Linked DNA regions of Homo sapiens: all the other regions are linked to region 2. A link is a contact called in ENCODE Hi-C or POLR2A ChIA-PET data. All regions are on one chromosome and are shown on one strand. The core of a region is the stretch at or near the end of the contact, and the rest is flanking DNA. Distances in the headings are between cores, read along the strand shown.

What was found. A loop is a pair of places that touch in the nucleus more often than their neighbours do. ChIA-PET counts read pairs that join two places held with the same protein, here RNA polymerase II (POLR2A). Pooled maps may share reads with other maps.
Region 1: a loop to region 2 is called in a pooled map, with 20 times the contacts of the local background. The contact joins the promoter of PLIN3 here to the promoter of MICOS13 in region 2. A Hi-C loop is called at or near these places in 8 of 50 pooled maps.
Region 3: a pooled map shows a loop between it and region 2 (8-fold over the local background). The contact joins the enhancer-like site here to the promoter of MICOS13 in region 2. A Hi-C loop is called at or near these places in 5 of 37 single-sample maps with no recorded cell type and 8 of 50 pooled maps. POLR2A ChIA-PET finds 5 or more read pairs at or near these places in 1 of 52 experiments (GM12878).
Region 4: a loop to region 2 is called in a pooled map, with 5 times the contacts of the local background. The contact joins the promoter of UHRF1 here to the promoter of MICOS13 in region 2. A Hi-C loop is called at or near these places in 1 of 37 single-sample maps with no recorded cell type and 8 of 50 pooled maps. POLR2A ChIA-PET finds 5 or more read pairs at or near these places in 3 of 52 experiments (CD4-positive, alpha-beta T cell, CD8-positive, alpha-beta T cell and endothelial cell of umbilical vein).
Region 5: a pooled map shows a loop between it and region 2 (6-fold over the local background). The contact joins the promoter of SLC25A23 here to the promoter of MICOS13 in region 2. A Hi-C loop is called at or near these places in 6 of 50 pooled maps. POLR2A ChIA-PET finds 5 or more read pairs at or near these places in 2 of 52 experiments (SK-N-SH and activated CD4-positive, alpha-beta T cell).

What each region holds. Positions count from the first base shown.
Region 1 is chr19:4,865,261-4,869,526 of GRCh38, reverse strand. PLIN3 (perilipin 3) reads left to right here and starts at 1,860. Exons shown (of 8, transcript NM_005817.5): 1 at 1,860-1,918. RefSeq lists a silencer at 1,703-1,882 and enhancers at 2,100-2,600, 2,543-2,892.
Region 2 is chr19:5,678,341-5,682,539 of GRCh38, reverse strand. MICOS13 (mitochondrial contact site and cristae organizing system subunit 13) reads left to right here and starts at 2,024. Exons shown (of 4, transcript NM_205767.3): 1 at 2,024-2,082; 2 at 2,777-2,954; 3 at 3,144-3,195; 4 at 3,892-4,118. The coding sequence starts at 2,054. The coding sequence ends at 3,989. HSD11B1L (hydroxysteroid 11-beta dehydrogenase 1 like) reads right to left here and starts at 1,513. Exons shown (of 8, transcript NM_198706.3): 1 at 1,269-1,513. RefSeq lists a silencer at 1,336-1,545 and enhancers at 1,596-2,065, 2,076-2,175, 2,196-2,275, 2,306-2,415, 2,796-2,935.
Region 3 is chr19:5,135,980-5,140,475 of GRCh38, reverse strand. It overlaps KDM4B (lysine demethylase 4B), which reads right to left. Exons shown (of 23, transcript NM_015015.3): 16 at 3,138-3,214; 17 at 2,800-2,855; 18 at 2,406-2,514. Among named protein-coding and RNA genes, the nearest start is that of PTPRS-AS1, 40 kb to the left of the region's middle. RefSeq lists enhancers at 1,111-1,210, 2,233-2,732, 2,733-3,234. Within about 2 kb of position 1,645, at least 3 of the 41 ENCODE cell types and tissues checked have a DNase peak (open chromatin) inside an H3K27ac peak, as active enhancers do.
Region 4 is chr19:4,907,724-4,912,077 of GRCh38, reverse strand. UHRF1 (ubiquitin like with PHD and ring finger domains 1) reads right to left here and starts at 2,577. Exons shown (of 17, transcript NM_001048201.3): 1 at 2,423-2,577; 2 at 1,040-1,202. The coding sequence starts at 1,192. It also overlaps a transcript of ARRDC5 not described here. RefSeq lists silencers at 1,719-2,238, 2,739-2,818 and an enhancer at 2,638-3,544.
Region 5 is chr19:6,457,713-6,462,003 of GRCh38, reverse strand. SLC25A23 (solute carrier family 25 member 23) reads left to right here and starts at 2,212. Exons shown (of 10, transcript NM_024103.3): 1 at 2,212-2,531; 2 at 3,680-3,806. The coding sequence starts at 2,376. RefSeq lists silencers at 1,521-1,700, 2,211-2,350, 2,401-2,460.

The DNA of each region.
Region 1 (4,266 bases), core at 611-3,110, 810 kb after region 2:
TTGAGAATCTCACTAGCTGCCTGAAGTTACTTAAATTTAAACATTCAGGCCAAGCGCGGTAGCTCACACCTGTAATCCCAGCACTTTAGGAGGCCGAGGCAGGTGGATCACTTGAGGCCAGGAGTTCGAGACCAGCCTGGCCAATATGGTTAGTCCTCGTCTCTACTAAAAATACAAAAATTAGCTGGGTGTGGTGGCGCGCGCCTGTAATCCCAGCTACTTGGGAGGCTGAGGCAGGAGAACCGCTTGAACCCGGGAGGTGGAGGTTGTAGTGAGTCGAGATCGCGCCATTGCACTCCAGCCTGGGAGACAGAGCGAGACTCTGCCTCAAAAAAAAAAAAAAAATTTAAACATTCAGCTTCTCACTGTGCATTAGCCACGTGGTGCTTTTGGCTACAATGTTGGATGGCACACAATTCTAGAATTGCAGAAAGTTCTATTGGACAGTGCTAGCATAGACCCTGTCCCCACTCACCCCCCCAAAAAAATGCAGTCACAGACACCCAATTTTTCCCATGTTCTTTCTAAAGCTACCAGAAGCTTCATTCTATTCAAATAATTTGGCAGAGGTGGCAAACTGGTGGCCCCTGGGCTGGACAAAGCCCCAGTTGGGTTTCATTTGGTCCAATTGTTCCCTAACAGGCAGGACATGTCTACAGCTTGAACTTCCTGTGGATCTGTGACTCTCCAGGTGGGTCTCCCATAGGGCACTGCTCTCCCCTGCCCCTCTAAGCAGGGCATCACTGCCACCTCCTCAGCAGAAATATTCACCTCCTCCCTGGACCATCTGAGATTGAGACCTTGGTTTATAGACCAAGAGGATAAATAATTTGGGAGGTGGAGAGGGGCGGGGTAAAATCCAAGTGGGGGCAGCTTCAGGAAAAGGTTGATCCAGCAGTCACAGAGCCTGGAGCCTGACCCCTCCATTGCCCCTGGCTGACCCTCTCCAGGCCTCAGTTTCCTTCTCTGCAAAATAGGGATGATTAAAAAGACAATACAGTGCTGGGAGGATGAAGTGGTCTGATGTTGGGCAGATCAGGCCGGAGGCTGGACAAGTTCCCGTGGTGGTTCAAGTCACTCATATAGCTGGGTTGGGCCGGGTGCGGTGGCTCATACCTGTGATCCCAGCAATTTGGGAGGCCCAAGCGGGCAGATCACTTGAGGTCAGGAGTTCAAGACCAACATGGTGAAACCCCGTCTCTGCTAAAAATACAAAAAATTAGCCGGGCGTGGTGGCACGTGTCTGTAATCCCAGCTACTCAGGAGGCTGAGGCAGGAGAATCGCTTGAATCCAGGAGGTGGAGGCTGCAGTGAGCCAAGGTCGCGTCACTGCACTCCAGCCTTAGCGACAGAGCGAGACTGTGTCTCAAAAAAAAAAAAAAAGTGTGTGTGTGTGTGTGTGTGTGTGTGTGTACATATAGCTGAGTCGGAGCCCATGGTGGAGGGCGTGGCCCCTGACGCGCTGGCGAGGGTCACCCTGCAACTCTCCCAGGGTTCTCGCAGCCTCAGTTTGGCCATAGGGGAAATGGGCGACCTGGGGAATCCCAGCACCTGTGCGGCGCCCCCGATCGCACTCACCTCCCAGGGCCAACTTCACAGGGTCCCCAGCTGCGGAGCGGGGGTCCCGTGGCTGGGACAGGCGTGGTCCAAGAGTGCTCCCTCCCCTTCAGGGGCAGGGCGTGGAGTCCTTCCCGGACTTCATGACTTGGCGAGGGGCGGGGCCTAGTGGAGGCGGGGCAGGGAGGAGAGGGGCGGGCCTGGCGCGGGCAATCCCTCAACCTGATTGGTCCCCTCGCCCGTCACTCCAGTGCGCCCCCAACCTACCACGCAGTAAAAGCCACCCCCGCCTCGGCCCGGACGGTTTCCAAGCTGGTTTTGAAGTCGCGGCAGCTGTTCCTGGGACGTCCGGTTGACCGCGGTGAGTGGCGGGGGCGTCTCAGTTGAGCTGGGGGGCGGTGTCCATGGAGTCCTGGGGCACCCCAGGGGCCGGAGGGGTCGGGGAGGGCCTTTCTCGGGGTGGGATTTGCTGGACTCTGCGGCCTGGGGAGGGGTCTTCAGCCCAGGCTGGTCACCCCTCCCCCCAGAAAAATCCAACTTCTGCAACGAAGCTCAGACTTTGAAACCCTCTTCTCACTTCCTGGGACTTTTGAGGGGCGAAAGAGCCCCGTAGAAGGGGTGATATTGAAGGGGGTGGGCTAAATACCGCCCCCCGCCCACCAGGTTTTCTCTAAATTTTGAACAGTTTGCTTTTGGAAACGCCATTTGCAGGCAAGTTTCCTCCTGCGGGCAGAATCTCCGCCCTCCCTTCTGGGGTTTTCAGAGACACCCCCCGCCACCGCAAAGCCCCCTCCCCTACAGATGGTTTTGCCACGGGTGGGGGTGGGGGTTGCCCCAGCTCCTGGCGCCCCCAACTGATTCTGGGGAGGTCTTGGGCAAAGCCTGCCCACTTCCCTCGGGTGGGCGTGGCGACGAGGTGGCTTAAAAGTAGGAAGGCCTATCCGTTAACTGCTTTGGGGTTCTTGTCCCGGCTAGGCCTGGCAGTGGGACCTGGGGCCCTTGGAATTTTGGAAGTCCAGTCTTAGCATGCTCTGAAGTTGCTGGATGGCTGGGTCTGGCCTGGAGCTCCCCTTCTGGAGCCAGCGGCAAGGCAGGTCACTGACCCCCAGGGGTTTCATAGGGTGTTGACATCTGCCATGGCCACCCTTGCTTAAACCAGTTCCAGGAAGTCATGGTGGACAGAGGGGACGGGAGGAAGCTGCCTGAGTCCTAAGTGGGACTTGAGAATCGGTCGAGGCCAGGAGTTTGATGCCTGCCTACCTGGCCCCCTGCCCAGGTGAGCTCAGGCTCCAAAGGAGGTGAGGAGAAGCACAGATTTAGGCAATGATCACTGGGAGGTAGGTATGTCTTCTCACCTGACTTCCCAGTTGGGGGACTTTTGTACCTAGCAGGAAGCTGGTTCCTGGCTGGCTTTACCCCTTTGTCCGTGGAAGCCAGAGTGCGGTGAGATAGTTTATGGAGCACTTACTATGTGCCGGGCACGGATCTGAGCTTCCCCGGAGCAGCGTCTCCTCCAGTCCACAGGGACTCCAGGCTCTTGTGAAACACTTATACACATTTCACAGATGTGGCAAGCAAGACTCCTAGGGGATGCTGCCTTCCCAAACTCCTATTCCTAGTGAGTTGCCAAGCTGGGATTAGAACCCATTCTGGGCTGGGCAGGATGACTCACGCCTATAATCCCAGCACTTTGGGAGGCTGAGGTGGGCGGATCATTTGAGGTCAGGAGTTGGAGAACAGCCTGGCCAACATGGTGAAACCCCACCTCTACTAAAAATATAAAAATTAGCCGGACGTGGTGGCGGGCACCTGTATTCCCAGATACTCTGGAGGCTGAGGCAGGAGAATCGCTTGAACCTGGGAGATGGAGGTTACACTGAACTGAGATCACGCCACTGCATTCCAGCCTGGGCGACAGAGCAAGACTCTGTCTCAAAAAAAAAAAAAGGCCGGGCATGGTGGCTCACGCCTGTAATCCCAGCATTTTCGGAGGCCGAGGCGGGCGGATCATGAGGTCAGGAGATCGAGACGATCCTGGCTAACATGGTGAAATCCCATCTCTACTAAAAATACAAACAATTAGCCAGGCGTGGTGGCGGGCGCCTGTGGTCCCAGCTACTCGGGAGGCTGAGGCAGGAGAATGGCGTGAACCGGGGAGGCAGAGCTTGCAGTGAGCTGAGATCGCGCCACTGCACTCCAGCGTGGGCGACAGGGCGAGACTCCGTCTCAAAAAAAAAAACAAAAAAAAAAAAATGGAAAGAACCCAATCTGGACTCCAGATCTAGTGCTTGCAAAACATCATCATTTTGCTGGGTTCTGCTTAGGGGACATCGAAGCAAGGCCACCAGGAGGTGGGGCCTCATTCCTCTGGGAAAAGATGCTCAGACTCAAGGCCACAGGTTCTTAGGCTCACACCAGAATTCCCCAGGAAAGCAGCCCATAAGACAGGCATGACCTTTAGCCCCATGTTTTTTTTTTTTTGAAACGGAGTCTCCCTCTGTCACCCGGGCTGGAGTGCAGTGGTGCGATCTCGACTCACTGCAACCTCCACCTCCCAGGTTCAAGCAATTCTCCTGCCTCAGCCTCCTGTGTAGCTGGGACTACAGGTGTCAGCCAAAATACACGGCTAATTTTTGTATTTTTAGTAGAGATGGGGTTTCACCATGTTGGTCAGGCTGGTCTCAAACTCCCGACCTTAGGTGATCTGCC
Region 2 (4,199 bases), core at 775-3,274:
GAGACCCAGGTATTGTCCTCACCTCCTTCTATCCTTTCACCCCCACGAGCTCATGGTTTTCAGATCTTATCAGTTCTCCCTCTCCAGTCTCTCCCCAGCTGTCCCTTCCTCTCTCTCTCCAGGACTCCCAGATTGTCACCTCCCTCCTAGACCCTACCCCGGGCCTGACCACCCCCATCTTTCCTTTGGCCTCCCTTCCATCTCCGATTTGGTCTCCCCCACCTCCACACTGGCTTCCCCATGTCCATACTCATTCTCTCCCTGCCTCTTCTGTCAATGCAGCCAAAGGCGTCTGTGTCAAAAGCAACATGGCCATGGCCCTTCCTGCTCCAAACCCTCTCAGGGGTCCCCACTGCAACTGATGGAAACCAGGCTCCTCACTGCACCCCATGAGGCCCTGCAGGTATAGCCCCTGACTACCTGTCTATCCTTCTCTCCCACGGCCCCATCTATGAATCGTTCAGTTCTCAAAATAATGAACTCCTCACCTTTCCCAGACACACCAGGCATGCCCACAGCAAGAAACGAGCTTCCACCTTTTCCCCTTCCAGGGACAGCCCATGAAGCTCCTCTGCTCATCCCTCTTTCCACCCCCAGCTCTACACTGACTGCAGCAGCCCGGCAGGGGGAAGTGGGACCAGATGGACTGACGGGTGGACGGATGGGTGGATGGATGAATGGATAGATGGACAGATGCATGTATGGATGCATAGATAGAAGGATGGATGGGTGGATGGCCAGATGAATAGATGGATGGGTGGATGGATGGATGATGGACGGAGAGATGTATGGGTGGATAGATGGATGAGTGGATGGATGTATGAATGGATAAATGGGAACACATAAATGGATGGATGGATGGATGGATGGATGGACGGACGGATGCATGGATGGATGGATGGATGGATGGATGGATGGACGGATAGATGAGTGGGTGGCCAGATAAATAGATGGATGGGTGGACAGATGGATGAGTGGAAGGATGGGGGGAGCAGATGGATGAATGGATGGGCGGACAGATGGATGAACGGAAGTGTGGATGGATAGATGGAAGGATAGATGGGTGGATGGCCAGATGGATAGACGGGTGGGGGACAGATGGATGGATGGGCAGATGAACGGTTGAAGCAGCCCGGCCGAAATGCGGGAGAAATGGGGGGAAGCCCTGCAGAACGCATCGGCCCCTTCTTGACCTCGGCGGGCCTTAGCTTCCCCTCTGAACAAAGCGGGCGTGTGACCCTCTGCGCACCCCTAAACCGTGCACTCACCCGCTCAGGCCTCAGTTTCCCCCACTGTCCAGCGGGGGTGGGGTCCCGGGCTGGGAGCCACGCGAACGCCCCCACGGTCCTCTCTTCTCGGCCGCCTCCTGCCGGGTCCCCGACCGCACCCCCTCCCGTAGGGCACGGGTCACGTGACTCGAAGCCCACCTCCTCCCGGGGAGGGGCCGGGCCTCGGGGACCCAGCGCCGGAGCGTCGCCGGGCAACAGTGCCCGCCTGGTCTTCGCCTCCCAGCAGGGGCCCGGCCCCGCCCACTGGGCGGACGCCCCGCCTCCGAATCGATCACGTGAGGGGGCCGCAGCGCTCGAACAATCCCGCCCTCTCGTTGCCGTGACAACCGCCTTGTAGGCACACTCTTCTTAAATCCGGGCCCTTGGTCCCCCGCGCGGGCGCGGGTGGATCTCTCGGGCTCTGACTTGTTTTCGGGTCACCTTCAGGCTTCAGCCAGGCACCTGACGCCTCTTTCCCCTCACGGTGCCAGGGCCGGGCCGAACTACATTTCCCAGGAGGCTCCGCGGCCAGGTGCAAACAGCGCCGTGCTGACTACATTTCCCAGACAGCCTTGCGGCGGCCCGGGCCTTAAAGCGTCCATTTCCCAGCGGCCCTCCGCTGCGAGACCGCAGCCCTTCTCTGGAGTCTCAGAGCCGCAAGACACCACGACTCCCAGAGGACCTTGCGTCGGGCAAGAAAGACTACACCTTCCAGAGGCCTCTGCGGCGCCGCGACAGGAAGCGGCGGGCGAGCCGAGTGTCCTTGCGCGTGGATCCGAGCGACCATGGTGGCCCGGGTGTGGTCGCTGATGAGGTGCGTGGGGGCGCCGGAGGGGACCCGAGTCCCCGAAAAAGTCCATTTTTGTGGGCATCCCTGTCTCCAGTCTGGTCCCGATCTGCTCTTCGCTTCCCTTAGAGTCACTTCCCCTTCGTTCCCCGCCTATGGGCCAGATAGGGAAACTGAGGCTTCAGAGGGGCGGGGCTTCCCGAGGTCGCCAATCCCCTCCCTCCTGCTTCCCAGCGAGCCCTTGGCGTTCAGTTCGCGGTGTCAGCCTCCGCCTCCGAGCCTCAGTTGTCTTCTCTGTGAGGTGGGAATGCCGGTGAATCCTGCCGCTGGCGTGGATGAGAAGTGAATGCGTGCTCGGAGCTGCGAGTGACAGCGGGCAGGAGGCGCCCAGGGACACTTGGTTTCTCCAGGGCTGGAAGGCTTCTAGAAGGTCAAGATCTTACGTCTTCACTGCCCCTGCTCACTGTGGGACTTTGAGTGACCCACTCTCCCCCTCTGGGTTTCAGTTCATCAGTTCAAGTGGCGTCCAGCCGCCCTGCCTTGCACGTTGTAAAACGAGTGCTGTATATAATAGGGGTCTGGGTCGACGGTGCTGCACTACAGAGTGTCACCCTGTGGACGGTGAGCCCTCAGGAGGGTCTCACTCTCCCCGTGGGCCTTGGCCCCTGAGGGTGGCTGTCAGTGTCCGCTGAGCTTCTGCTCCTCCCGTCCCTGCCCGCAGGTTCCTCATCAAGGGAAGTGTGGCTGGGGGCGCCGTCTACCTGGTGTACGACCAGGAGCTGCTGGGGCCCAGCGACAAGAGCCAGGCAGCCCTACAGAAGGCTGGGGAGGTGGTCCCCCCCGCCATGTACCAGTTCAGCCAGTACGTGTGTCAGCAGACAGGCCTGCAGATACCCCAGGTACTACGGGCCGGGAACGAGGCCAGGGTTTGGCGGGTGGTCAGCTCTGGGAGGTCCCTCCAGCCCTGCACGATGTTGTCCTCCATATTGATGCTGACCTGATTCTCCGGCCTGTCCTCCTCCCTCCGCCTCTGGGGATGGGCTGCTGAGCCTTTTCACCAGTTCTTTCTGCCCATCTCTTTTTCCCAGCTCCCAGCCCCTCCAAAGATTTACTTTCCCATCCGTGACTCCTGGAATGCAGGTAAGGCACCCAGTTTCTTTGCTTGGAGGGAGACACCCCAGTCTAGCCCCTCTCCCCACTTCCTGGCCATTCCTTTCTGTCCATCCTCCTTCCTGCCCGACACGTGTCTCTTAGGGATCTAAAAGGGAAAGGAGGCCGAGCACAGTGGCTCACGCCTGTAATCCCAGCACTTTGGGAGGCTGAGGTGGGCGGATCATCTGAAGTCAGGAGTTCGAGACCAGCCTGGGCAACATGGTGAAACCCCATCTCTACTAAAAATACAAAAATTAACCGTGCGTGGTGGTGCACACCTGTAATCCCAGCTGCTGCTTGAGAGGCTGAAGCAGGAGAATTGCTTGAACCCAGGAGGCAGAGGTTGCAGTGAGCCGAGGTTGCACCACTGCACTCCAGCCTGGGCGACAGGGCGAGACTCCATCTCAAAAAAATAAAATACAAAAATTAGCCTGGTATGGTGGCGCACTTGTAGTCCCAGCTACTTGGGAGGCTGAGGCAAGAGAATCGCTTGAACCCAGGAGGCGAAGGTTGCAGTGAGCCGAGATTGCACTACTGCACTCCAGCCTGGGAGACAGAGTGAGACTCCATCCCCGCCCCCCACCCACCCCCCACCGCCCAAAACAAACTCTAGAGTTTCCCAGGGGTTGGAGGCTGGGTGAGGCTGGGAGGGGAGTATCACCAGTGGCCGTCCCTTTCCCACAGGCATCATGACGGTGATGTCAGCTCTGTCGGTGGCCCCCTCCAAGGCCCGCGAGTACTCCAAGGAGGGCTGGGAGTATGTGAAGGCGCGCACCAAGTAGCGAGTCAGCAGGGGCCGCCTGCCCCGGCCAGAACGGGCAGGGCTGCCACTGACCTGAAGACTCCGGACTGGGACCCCACTCCGAGGGCAGCTCCCGGCCTTGCCGGCCCAATAAAGGACTTCAGAAGTGTTCCCTGACCCGTGTGCTGGCCCCAGGGAGCACAGGGTTGGCCTGGTGGTGCCCAGAGCACCGAGGCCTGGGCTTCTGGCT
Region 3 (4,496 bases), core at 396-2,895, 540 kb after region 2:
GCATGAGCCACCAGGCCTGGCCTCCTCATCTTCTTTCTGGGCCAGGTCCCAAGGCTCTGCAGGAAGCTGATTTAAAGGGCCAGCTGAGTGTCATTTTCCAGCAGGCGTGGACAGCCCCAAGTGCCTTGTGCGCAGGTGGGCTACAGGGTGTGCAGCAGACAGCCCTGCAGGGCTGCAGCCCAGGCCATGATCGGCCAAGCCCCTCCAGGCCCCAGGCTCCTCACCTGCAGAACAGACAGTGCAGGATGACCCCACAGGCTCTCACTGTGTGGATCAAATGCAGTAGGTGACACTGGGGGCCTGGGGGAGCGAGGCTGCAGATTTGACAAGCCCTGAGCAGCTGCTAGTGCTCAGACAGGGTGGTCCATGCTTTAGGGAGTGGGCCCAGCTCACACCACTGCAACCCTGCATGGCGGGGACTGTGGCAACCCCACAGCACAGAAGGGACGGCCGAGGCACAGAGAGGTCGAGGAATCTGTCCCAAGTGCACAGCCAGCTGGTGGCCAGCACTGACCACTCCTGACTGCCCTGTGGCTCCAAGGGGTTCCCCAAAGGGGGGCCATCATTGCTGAGAGCAGGAGGAAGCTTCACAAGCCCCCACGATGAGGCCCCGCTACGCCCAAGGTGGCTGCGCGCATCTACGGGGGGCCTCAATGTGCACCAAGAGTGGAGCAGCAGAGATCCTCCAACTCAACCACAAAAGGCCAAGCAACCCAGGCACGGAATGGGCGAAGGAGCAGAACAGACGTTTCTCCAAAGACGGCATGCAGATGGCCAACAGGACTGTGCAAAGATGCCCAGCGTCACTGACCGCCAGGAGAACACAAATCAAACCATAGCGAGACCACCTCGCACCTGCTAGGGCGGCTGCTACAAAAAAGTCAAAGGTAGGTGTGAGTGAGGACGAGGGGAAGGGGAAAGCCCTGCACCCGGGGGGTGCGGATGGGAGTCCGTCCAGCCGCAAGGGAGAGCAGTTTCCTCCAGTGCTAAAAACAGAGCTGCCCGACGGTCCAGCAAGCCCACTGCTGGGTCTGTATCCACAGGAAATGACATCAGAATCTCCAAACCACAACCACACTCCCACATCCGCTGCGGCGCAACCCACAACAGCCTGAAGGCAGAGACATCGGCGGGTGCCCGGATCAACACAACGTCGTCCATCCACATGGTGGCACATCACTGAGCCAGGAAAAGAAGGAACTCCTGCCATATTTGGGTTGAATGAATGTGGATGAACCTTGAGGAAACTATGCCAAATGAAAGACACCACTCGCGCCTGTAATCCCAGCTACCCAGGAGGCCAAGGCAGGAAGATCTCAAGGCCAGGAGTTCCAAACCAGCCTGGGCAACATAGTGAGACCCCATCTTTTAAAAAAAAATTGGGAGTTAACCTAACTTTTTGGCACGTGCTTGTGGTCCCAGCTACTCAGGAGGCTGAGGCGGGATGATCGCTTGAGCCCAGGAGTTTGAGGCTGCAGAGAGCTGTGATCACACCACTGCACTCCAGCCTGGGTAACAGAGTGAGAGACCCTGTCTCTTAAGAAAGAAGCCGGTCGCAGAAGAATAAAGACTGTACAATCCCACTCACGTGGGGTCTATAACACAGGCAAACACACAGAAGCAGAGTGCTGGGTGCTGGGGTGGGCGGAGGGAGCTGCTGCTTAGCACGTGTGAAGTGTCAGTTATACAGGACGGGTGAGCGGGCCGCAGAGCCCTGCTGCCCACCACTGGGCCCGTGGTGAATGCTGTACTGAACCTCAGATGCTTCTTAAGAGGGCAGATCTCACGCTAAGCATTGTTACAATTGTTTGTTTTTTTTTGAGACAGTGCCTGGCTCTGTTGTCTAGGCTGCAGTGTAATGGTGCCATCACAGCTCACTGCAGCCTGGGTATCCCGGGCTCAGGCGATCCTCCCACCTCAGCCTCCCGAGTAGCTGGGACCACAGGTGTGTGCCACCACGCCCAGCTAGTGTTTTTTATTTTTTTTATAGAGATGGGGTCTCATCGTGTTGCCCAGGCTTGTTATAATTATTAGAAAAACAGCAAAGATCAGACAGCCCGGTTGTGTCGGGGCACGTGCGGTGCCTCTGCTTTTGTGGGAAGGTGGAAACTGCATGGGGTGCTCGATTCTGCAGAGGATGCCCCCAAGGCCACACCTGACGGGGCCTGCTTATCTCTGCCACCCTTGATGCCTTCTGATTTTTGTACCTTGCACCTCGGGGAAGGATTCAAAAAATAACACACCTGCTGAAGTCGGGATCACTGGCTTCCTGAAAGCTGCCCACCACCCCCATGGAGACGCAGAGCTTGGAGGAAAGACCGCTTCAGATCGCGCAGGTGGGGAGCCGAGCATGGCCGGCAGCCCTAGAGGCACGGGCAGGGTGGGCCTCGACCGCAAGGACCTACCAGCTTCCACCGCTGCTCGGGGATGGCGCTGATGTCCACAGGGTGGCGCTCAATCACGTTCAGGAAGCGCGCCTCGGGGACTGCGATGGCACAGATCACGTGGATCCACCTGGGAGGGCAGGTGCAGCGGGGTCAGGTGCGCCTCTGAGGACCTGGGCTGGTCACAGAGGGGCTGGGCGTGATGTGGCTGTCGGCTGGGTCAGGGCCTGGGGAACTTCAGGAAGGTCGGTGCAGGCGTATGCTCCTCCTCAGCCCTGGCCACCCCATCCATGACACAGGGCGGTTATGTGGAGGTGATGGTCAACCCCTAGGCACTGGGGTCACACCCTGCAGAGCCTCAGCCCAGGGCAGGCTCCCCTCCGGCCCTCCAGCCCCAACGCGCGGTGCCACCCACCTCCTATCGGTGGTCATCTGCAGCGCACCTCCTCGCAGGTTGCACAGGCAGCACTCCTGTGGAGACCAGACAGCCCTGGATGAGCAGGGCTCGGAGCAGGCTCCCCACACACTGCTTGGGGCCTGATCTGCCAACCGTCCCCAGCCCACGGCCCTTATATTTCAACCTAGCAGCCACCAAAGTGACGGGTGGGAATCCCTTGGGTTCCACCCCCTCAGGGCAGAGGTGAAGGAACCCAGGCCCACGGAGGGGAGACTACGCCCCAAAGTCACCCCACTGGAGTGGGGCCGGGGCCCAGGCCTCTCAGAGCACCACCCCCGCTGCGGGGAGCGAGTTACCGCAGTCCAGGCGTGGGCCGCGCACCGGGAACACGTCCAGCCTTCATTGACCAGCTCGGGACGGATGCCATAGCAACCTGGAAGACAGCGGGGGCTGGCTGAGATCTGGGGGGCAGGTGAGACTTGGGGAGCCGAGTGAAACTCAGGGGGAGGGGCCGGGTAACTTGGGGGCCAGTGTCCGTATGTGGAGTGACGAGGCCTCCGCACGCAGCTGCAGCATTCAGGGTGCGTGCTGTTCCCACCCTCTGAGCTTCAATCCAGGCCACTGCATGTGGAGCGAGAGAAAGGTCTGGAAGCTACTTGTGTGGAAAGAGGACGCAGGAGGGGAAGCAGGGACCCTGAGCTCCAGCTGGGTCTGCCGCGCTCAGCCTGGTGGTGTCTTGAGGGCCCCTCCTTGTTGGGTGTCTGCACCCCCAACAGCAGCTCCTCCTGCTATGTCCAGAAAGGCCAAAGCCGCAAGGGAGACTCACTGTGGGATGTGGCCCTGGGTCTGGAAATGGGGAAAGGGCACAAAAGGCCGAATCATGCCCCCAGAGCGAGGGCAGGGGTGCCGCCTGCCCCCCAGGGCTCTGCCTCTGCTGGGGATCACTGCCCCCAGTGTGGAAGGGGCTCTCTGCCAGTGCTGATGGCCCACTGAAGAGGCTGGGGGCGGGGACCTCACTGCCTCCAGAGCAGCAGGGTGGTGGGCACGGCTGGGGGTGGGGGCGTCTGCTGGGGTAGCCTGGCTGGGGCGGCCCGGCTGTGGCAGGCCTGGGACCCTCGGCAACCCTTCCCCCAGGGAGCCCATCTGCCCCGGGGGCACATCTCAAACCCAGGCCCAGCAAAGCAGAGTGAAGAGCCTCCCAGCCAGGAGACAACGCGAGCCCCCAGGCAGGCCACCGCCAGGAGGAAACCGACACAGATCTATGGCTGCCAGGGGCACAGAAAATTAAACGTCTCCAGAGAGCCCTCCTCCTTCCCTGAAAGTCCAATTCCTGCCACCGCCCCCCCGTGCGTGGGAAAGAGACAGACATCCATTTTCTTGTCTGTGACCATGGTCGAGCCTCAGGACTGGGGAGGGGTCCCTGAGAGCAGAGATAAATCAGACGCCCTGACCACGCTGCAATCTCACTGTGACCATCAGTTTCAACCACAGCCACAAATCACAGGCGTAGCGGCTGCCTGAGTTCCTCCTGTCGCCTCCCAGGCCTTGGAGAAGACTCGGCAGAACTGTCCAGAGGGCCAGTGAGGAGGAACCCTGCCTGGGCCAAGGTCAAGGGCAGGGATGTTTGCCCCCAAAGGCTGCTTGGCAGAGACAGCCATTCTCAGGGAACACAGCCTGCGGAGAGACGGGGTGCCTGGCCCATTTCTTGCTCTGGC
Region 4 (4,354 bases), core at 1,328-3,827, 770 kb after region 2:
GCAAGCCAGAGAAATTAATCATCAGGTCTCATCTGGAGTGAGCAGGCATGATCCTCCCAGCCCCCAAAAACCCCTGGCCGGGCGCAGTGTTTATTTTCCAACCTAGACACCAGATGGCAGCAGTACCCGGTTCAAAATCCAACAACAACACAGTGGGGTACACGCAGCTCAACTGACGACTTTTAATCCAGTTCCAGTAGTCTACGCCCGTCCCCACGGTCCAACCAACTCCAGCAGATGGGACCTACACCTTCGATCACACTGTCTCATCCTGCCGGGAAACCCCACTCCCAGTAGGTCCCACAGTCCCCCACAAAAACACCAACCAAAGTAGCACCTCCACCCCCAGGTGCCAATGGAGGGAGCGCCCCAAACGTGGCAGCTATGAAATCAAAGGGGGACATTTTAAATGCAACGAGGGGCTGGAGACAGAACAGAGAAAGAGACGAGGGTCGGTGGACCCCTCGGGGACCACACGCCCCAGGTCAGCAGCAGCCGCAGCACAGCAGGCTCAGGGTGGCGGAAATTCCTGATTAGCAAGCGCCATCTCCAGACTCTGAATAAGCTAATCCAAATTTTTAGAAACAAACACTCGCAGGGTCTGATGCTTAACCGGTACAGGCTGAGAGCAATTGGTGGTGGATGTTTAAAAAAGAAAACCTGGTCCCCTCCGTCCTAGCTACCAGATGGTCCTGGGCCCTTTCTCGAAAATTCCTCAGCCTTCCATCGGCCACCTCCAAAACTTCTTTCTCTAGCCATTATTTTGAGGCGGAGCTTTGAAAAAAGAAGTTTAAAAGCCCAGACCCTATAGATTCGAGGGCCAGCCGCCAGCCCAGCGTGTCAATCTGTGAGTCCTCCCTTTGTTCCTTCCTCTCGCAGGCATTTGAGGTTTCTGTGGACTTCTCCTTCCGGGAGAGATGAAGTGGGACCGGACGAGGTTGTTGGGGGGGGAGGTGGGAGGGAGAAAGTATCGGCTGGTGGCTGCAGAGGCGCGAGGCCTGGACCAGGCATAGAACAAAGGTGCTGGCGGCGGGTGTACCTGTTTGCCCCTGTAGAACAGCCTCTGCAGGCCTGGCTCCACGTGGAACAGCTCCTGGATCTTCCGCCTCAGCTCCTCCACCTTGGTCAGCCTGGACAGCGAGTCCACCGTGTGGGTCTGCCTCCCGTCCATGGTCCGAACCTGGATCCACATGGTGTCGGCGCTGAGGGGAGGGACAGCAAAAACCCCCATCAGTTTTACCAGCACCTCTGAGCCATGCCATGCTCTAAGGAGTCGGGGTTGCTTTTGTCCGGCCTGTGGACACCAGGAAACTCCCAGGATGCCCTTCCAGTCCTCCTGTACAGCCAGACCCTGGCCAGGACCAGACACAACAAATTAAGCACTTAAGGCATTAACGACTAGCCAAGTGTTGAAGATTGAGGAGGAAGGAGAATGAAAAGAGGGAATTGAAAGAAAAGCAGAAGGTCCAACCCATCCCTCCTTCCCCACGACCAGAGGAGAAAGGAGGCCCGGGCCAAGTGGCCGAGTTGGTTCGTTTATTCATTCATTCATTGATTCATTCATTCCTCGGATTCCTATTTACGGAAGAGGGAATCCCAGAAGTCCAGCGCGGGCCGGAACTTCAGAAGTCCCGGGGGAACTCAACCAAGTGCCACTGAGAGGGAAAAACCCCACCCGAGATCCGCGGACCCCGGGACCCCTCGGTGCCCACGCCCCCCCTCCTTGCCGGCCCCCCCCGCGCGCGTGCGCGACCGGGCCCGCCCCGCGGTGGCCATGGTAACCGGCCGCCCCGTCCCGGCCACCCGCGAGCGCGCGCGCCCCGCGACTCACCTCGACCTCCAACCCCCGGCAGCTCGCGCCCCTCCAAACCCTGGACCCTCGGCGTCCCTCCCGCACTCCCACTGGCCCGCGCGGGTCGCGCCAGCGAGCCCACGCCCACCCCCGCCGCCGGGACTACAGAGGGGGCCCCCGCTCGTCAAGTCCCGCCCCCCTTCACTTGAGCCGCCTCTTATTGGCTCCGCAGCACCCGGCCGCCCCGCCCCGCTCGCTCCCCATTGGCCCAGATGCTCCCGGGGAACTCAGGGCGCGCGAAATCGGGCTCGGGCGCGACAATTGAATCGCGGGGCGCCCCGCGCGCAGGCGCGGAGCCTGACATCCTCCCCGGCGGCTCGCCAGGCCCTCCCCCACCCGGCGCGCTCGACCCCCCGCCGGGCTCCGGGGACGCAGCGCTGGTCCCGGCTCCAGCCGGATGTGTGCCGGGGAACGATTCCCGAGGGTTAGGTGGAAGGGGAGGCCCTGGATCCCGGGACAGAGTGCGGGACATGCGTGCGCCCGGGCTGGCCGCGCGGGAAAGTTTTGCAAAGTTCCCGAGCCCCGTGCGCCCGGCCCGGGCTGGCACCCCGACCCGGCCCGCCCGCTCACCTCTCCGGTCGCCGCGAACAGCTTGTCTGCCTGCGCGCGTGGCCCGGCTGGGGATGGCGATGAAACCGCGTGCGTGGCCCGGACCCCGCGCGGACTTGCGTGCGACCCGGAGCGCCCGCTCGGCAAACGCTGCCCGCCGCGCTGCCAGCTGCTCTGATTTTTTTCCCGCGAAAACTCGGCATTTGGGAGTTGCGGGGCCGCAGGAGGCCGTGCCGGGGGCGGGCGCCTGCCTCCTGATTGGCCGACGCAGTGGCGGGAAGCGAGAAAGAGGGTGGGGGGCGCCCCCGCCTCTGTCCACGGCGCCTCCGCCTAGTGGGCCACGGCTCCGCCCAGCCCTGCGCGCTCTGCTGGGCGCGCCCAGCGTGCAAAGGGGCTGCGTGGCAGGGCCTGGTCACCCCCCGCACGTGGACACCCCAGGAGCCTTGGGGACCCCCAGGGTACAGACCCCCTGAACTCTTAAGTCCAAGTCCGTTCGCAGCCCCCCACTCGCACGCATTGACCAGTAGGTCTAAGAAGGCCGGAATCAATGTGTAAATACTGCGAGGGAATGTGGGGGGCCCCTAGGAGACCACCTGCACCCTGATGGCTCGCCCGATCGCCCCAAGCCCCACTGCCTGGCGTCAGGGCCTGCCAGGGCTCCCCACTCTACCCACCCGCAGGGCTTGTTTGCTGTCTTTTCCCGCCTCGTTTTCCCGCCTTCTCCAGGCTGTCCAGGCGGGCAGGGCTGCCCTGCCCCCTCCGCCCTGTCTGTTCCACTCTGACCAGTCCTGGCGGGCACAGGAGTGACCTGTGCTGGGCACCTACAAAGCAGCCGGACAGGTTGCTCAGAGCTGCAGAACCCAGCGGTGTACATGGCAGACCCAGTTGGTGGTCTCAGGGAGGGAAAATTCCTATCTGGGGGAGACAGGCAAGAAATGAATAACTAAAGCAGATAATTTCAGATGATTCCTTATAGGAGAGTGACCAGCAGCCATGTGGTGGGAGGCGGGGAGAGAGGATACTCTCTCACTGGGGCCACTGCGGTGGGCCTCTCAGAGAAGATGACATTTGAGCTGGAATCGGAGATGAGACTCCAAGGACAGATGGGTCTAGGAGGGAAAGTCAAACCCAGAGGCCGGAAAAGGCTTAGAGGTGTCCAGGGAGCAGGAAGGGGCTGGTGTGGTTGGGGCCCACTGAGCAAAGGGGAGGGGGAGTTGAGGTCAGAGGGGTGATATATAATACCTTGAAGGCCACCGGGGAGGACTTTGGTCTTTCCCTTGAGAGCTGTGAGCAGAAAAATGTTGAGTTCCCACTTAGCTTTTTACAGTTTCTTCGTCACTCTATTAAGTCTCCTCTATCTGGTCAGTGGGACTTCTGCTATGTCCCTAATATAGGAGACAGATCATGGCCCCCGAAGATATGCGTCTCTAGACCCCCACGTCCTCGCCCCCAGGATCTGTGAATACAGTGCCTTACACAGCTAAAAGGACTTTGCAACTTTGCAGGTGTGATTCAGTTAATGATTTTGAGTTGGGGAGCGTCTCCTGGGTGATCCAGGTGGGCACAATGTCCTTAAAAGGTCCTAATAAGTGAAAAAGGGATACAAAAGGTCAAAGTCAAAGGAGATGGGAAAGTGGAAGCAGGCTTTACAATGATCAGGCCAAGGGCCGGGCGCGTTGGCTCACACCTGTAATCCCAGCACTTTGGGAGGCCGAGGCAGGCAGATCACCTGAGGTCAGGAGTTCGAGACCAGCCTGACTAACATGGAGAAACCCCGTTTCTACTAAAAACACAAAATTAGCCTGGCGTGGTGGCACATGTCTGTAATCCCAGCTACTCGGGAGGCTGAGGCAGGAGAATCGCTTGAACCCAGGAGGCAGAGGTTGTGGTGAGCCAAGATCGCGCCATTGCACTCCAGCCTGGGCAACAAAAGCAAAACTCAGTCTCAAAAAA
Region 5 (4,291 bases), core at 963-3,462, 780 kb before region 2:
CTAAATATGCCCTCACGACTGTATCTTTGTTTTCTTTCCTTTTTAAAAAAAATAATAATAATTATTATTATTATTTGTAGAGTTGGGTGTCTTGCTATATTGCCCAGGCCGGTCTCAAACTCCTGACCCCAAGCGATCCTCCCATCTCGGCCTCTCAAATTGCTAGAATTAGAGGCCTAAGCCACCGAGACCGGCCAATGCTGTATCTTTGGATAAAGGATGATGATAATAACAAGACCCCCTCCTGAGGACCCTTGGGTGACAAGTGATGATTAAAGAATAATTAGGCCAGGCCGGGCGCGGTGACTCACGCCTGTAATCCCAGCACTTTGGGAGGCTGAAGCGGGAGGATAATCTGAGGTCAGGTGTTCGAGACCAGCCTGGTCCACAGGTGAAACCCCCCCCCCCCGTCTCTAATAAAAATACAAAACTCACGGCTGCGGTCGGGCATGGTGGCTCATGCCTGTAATCCCAGCACTTTGGGAGGCCGAGGCGGGCGGATCACGAGGTCAGGAGTTTGAGACCAGCCTAACCAACATGGTGAAACCCCGTCTCTACTAAAAATACAAAAATTAGCCGGGCGTGGTGGTGTGCGCCTGTAATCTCAGCTACTTGGGAGGCTGAGGCGGGAGCATTGCTTGAACCCGGGAGGCGGAGGTTGTGGTGAGCTGAGATCGTGCCATTGCACTCCAGCCTGGGCAATAAGAGCGAAACTCCATCTCAAAAAAAAAAAAAAAAAAAAAAAAAAAAAAAAAAAAAAAAAAAAAAAACTCACTGCTGCGTGCGATGGCTCACGCCTATAATCCCAGCACTTTGGGAGGCTGAGGCGGGCGGATCACGAGGTCAGGAGTTCGAGACCAGCCTGGCCAACATGGTGAAACCCCGTCTCCACTAAAAATACAAAAATTAGCTGGGTTTGGTGGCGGGCGCCTGTAATCCCAGCTACTCGGGAGGCTGAGGCAAAAGAATCGTTTGAATCCGGGAGGCGGAGGTTGCAGTGAGCCGAGATCGCGCCATTGCACTCCAGCCTGAGCAACAACAGCGAAACTCCGTTTCAAAAAAAAAAAAAAAAAAAAGATAATTAATTCTTTCTAGGGTATAGAGTGATGGTTAAGGATCCCAGATCTCTTTAAACCCTGTTTTGCCCCTTAGTGGTCATCAGGACTGGGGAGAATGACTTAACCTCCGCTTCCTTATCTGCAAAGTGCGAACGCCAGTACCACCTACCTTATAGGGTTTTGGCAAAGACGACTCGAGAGGTGAGTAAAAGCCCTGGCATGTGCAAAGCACTGAATCAAAGTGAGATTTGTTATCGAGTATTCGCTGTCAAGTGGTCTGGGCTCCCTTCCCCCTAATGGTGGATCGAGAAACTGCGCCCGAAACTAGCAGTAGGGACATTCCGCAGGTGCAGCGAGTGCGACAGGCTGGGGCCCTGCCTCCAGCGCTCGACCACTGGGATCCTCAACCCCGCGCCCGGGTCACTGAGCCACCCCCTCCCCACGCCGCTCAGCGTCTGATTGCGGCCGCGGCCCCTTTAAGATCTCCTGGCAGGCGGTGGGACTGCGGGCTGGAGGCAGTCGGGGGTCTGCGGGGAGGCCCCGCCTAGGTGGGAGAAGAGGCGGGGCGGGCGGGCTCAGCCCAGGAGGCGCTGACCAATAGGAAACCGACTTTGCAGCCGCGCCGCGCGTTGATTTTCTGTTTCCCAGTCAGAGTGGGAACCGAGAAAGGAAGCGCGCGGGCGGGAAGAAGGGACAGTGGGAGAGCATCGCTCCTGGATCTTCTGTTTCTGCGGCCGAGCGGGGAAGGTGTAAGGCGCGGGCGGGCAGAGAGCGAGCGAGATGGTGCACGGTTCTTGCGTGCGTCTGGGAAAAGCGAGAACTTGAGTTCCTGAAGATTAGTGGGTGTGGCGGGGAGGTCAAGTGGAAGGGGATTATGAAACCCAATCCCCGACAGCGCTCTACCTTGCCCCCTTGGGCAAAGGGGGAAAGGGTAAACTGAGGCACGCAGAGGCGGAACTCTGAAACCAGACCTGAGACCACTGAGCTCCCTAGCCCGTCTTCCCAGAAGGAACTCTGGTGTTCCTCGGCTGTGCAATACCAGACCATCCCAGACATTCCCTCCCCACGCCCCCAGCTCCGCCCTCGGTCCCCTCCCCCCAATGCAGGTCGGGGGAGGAGACGCAAGTTCTGGCGCGGGCGGCGACGGCTAGCCGTCACCACCTCCCGCAAGTGCCAGAGCCGAGCGGACTGCGCGGAGGCTGCGGAGCCGGCGGCCGCGGGAGCTGACCCTGCGGGGTCCCGGGGGGGGAGGGGGAGCCGCGAAGCCCCCACTGAGGCCGCCGCTGCCGGGCCTCCCCTCCCCCCCGGGCGGGCGCCATGCGGGGGAGCCCGGGCGACGCGGAGCGGCGGCAGCGCTGGGGTCGCCTGTTCGAGGAGCTGGACAGTAACAAGGATGGCCGCGTGGACGTGCACGAGTTGCGCCAGGGGCTGGCCAGGCTGGGCGGGGGCAACCCAGACCCCGGCGCCCAACAGGTACCCCCACCCCCAGGGACCTCCTCCCCTCCCGGCCCCGCCCGCTCCCGGTTACCCAAGCCCCTGAACTGGGCGGCCGGAGCCACCAGGGACTACCTGTGGCTGGACTCCAGAACCTGTGTCTCTGTCTCGTTCCCCCTACCCACTCGTGTTTGGCCTAACGGGATCGCTCAAGACAGGGACGCCGAGGCCCCAAGCCTGCAGTTCCGCGGCCAACACCCGATCCCCCTGCTGCGGGGCAGGGGGCGTCTGCCTGGGAAGAGATGGGGGCGCTTTCCTGCCCACTGCCCGGGACACACCCTCCTCCAGACTGCACAGCCCATGACGTGCCCTGCTCTCACCTCCAGGAGACACACCCTCCATCCTCTGGGCACCTACTGCCCTGGCCTGCAGCTGCCCCGATCCCTGTGTTTACATTCCCTGGCCTGCCCTTTCATGGGCCGTTCACGGGCCTGGCTCACTGTCCCGGGCTGCCCCAGCCAGGGACCCAATCCTGTCTGCGGTCACCCGCAGCTGGGAATGCACCTATAACAAGACTTTCCTCCCGCTGCCCCCACCTCCACTTTGCAGGTCCTTCCCACACCTGTAGCCCCAGATCGCTCTAAGAGAACCACAGCAACCCTGAGAGCAGTCCAACCTCCCACTTCCCAAATGGGAAAAACCAAGGCCTCAGCCACTCCGCTTGGTTCTCTCCTGCCCCACATCGCCCAGGGCTTCCTCCAAAGGGAACCCCTGGGTCCCCCATGTGGACAGGGTTTTTTAAGAGGCAGCTGGGTTCAACAGGAATGAGATACCTAAAAAAATAACAAAAACTAAAAACAAGAGACAGCTGGAAGGACAGGCTTTACAGATGAGAACTGAGGTTACCATTTCCTGGTTCTGTGACCTTGAACTGGTGACTTGACCTTGCAGAGCCTCAGTTTGCTCACCAGGAAAACTAGACCACTCACACCCACCGCACAGACCTGTGGTGGCTGTAGGGATCTGGCTGAGAAGTTAGCTGACTGAGGGAGAAGTGGGGTGACGTCTTCTATCCCCTTCCTCAAGGCGCTGGGGGCTCTGGGTTCCTAAGGCATAAGGTGACATGCGTCCCCTCCAGATCAGGAGCAGGTTCCTGGAGCCACCTCTATCCCCTTTCCCTCTGTCAGGGTATCTCCTCTGAGGGTGATGCTGACCCAGATGGCGGGCTCGACCTGGAGGAATTTTCCCGCTATCTGCAGGAGCGGGAACAGCGTCTGCTGCTCATGTTTCACAGTCTTGACCGGAACCAGGATGGTAAGGTCGGGCGACCTGCCTGCAGGCCCCAAGGGATAGGGCTGTGGGGGCCCTAGAGACATCAGTGGGGTTAGAACTGGCAGCGCTAGGAGGAGAGGGGGAGGGCCGCTTCTCCCCGATGACTCATAGGCTATTTCAGGAGCACTCCTCACCCCCTAGCTAGGTGGTTCGAGGCCCAGCCAGCCCATCCCACCTCCTTTCCCTACTGGGGCAGAACCCCGATAATTACCCTTAGATTTTTCTATGGGGCAAAGATACCCTATGCTGTTCCTGGGTCCCCTGTGGGACAGAGATCCCCTCATAGCAGCATCTGGGTTGTGGATATTGCCTCTCAATCCCCCATGGCATAGAGACCCCTACAATTACCCCTGGATTCCTTCATTCATTTACAGAACAGAGAAGCCCCCCCAGTATTTCCCAGTTCCACCTCTCTGACCCCAGTGAGTCAGGGGTCCCCCCACAGCCCTACTGCAAACCTCCTCCTA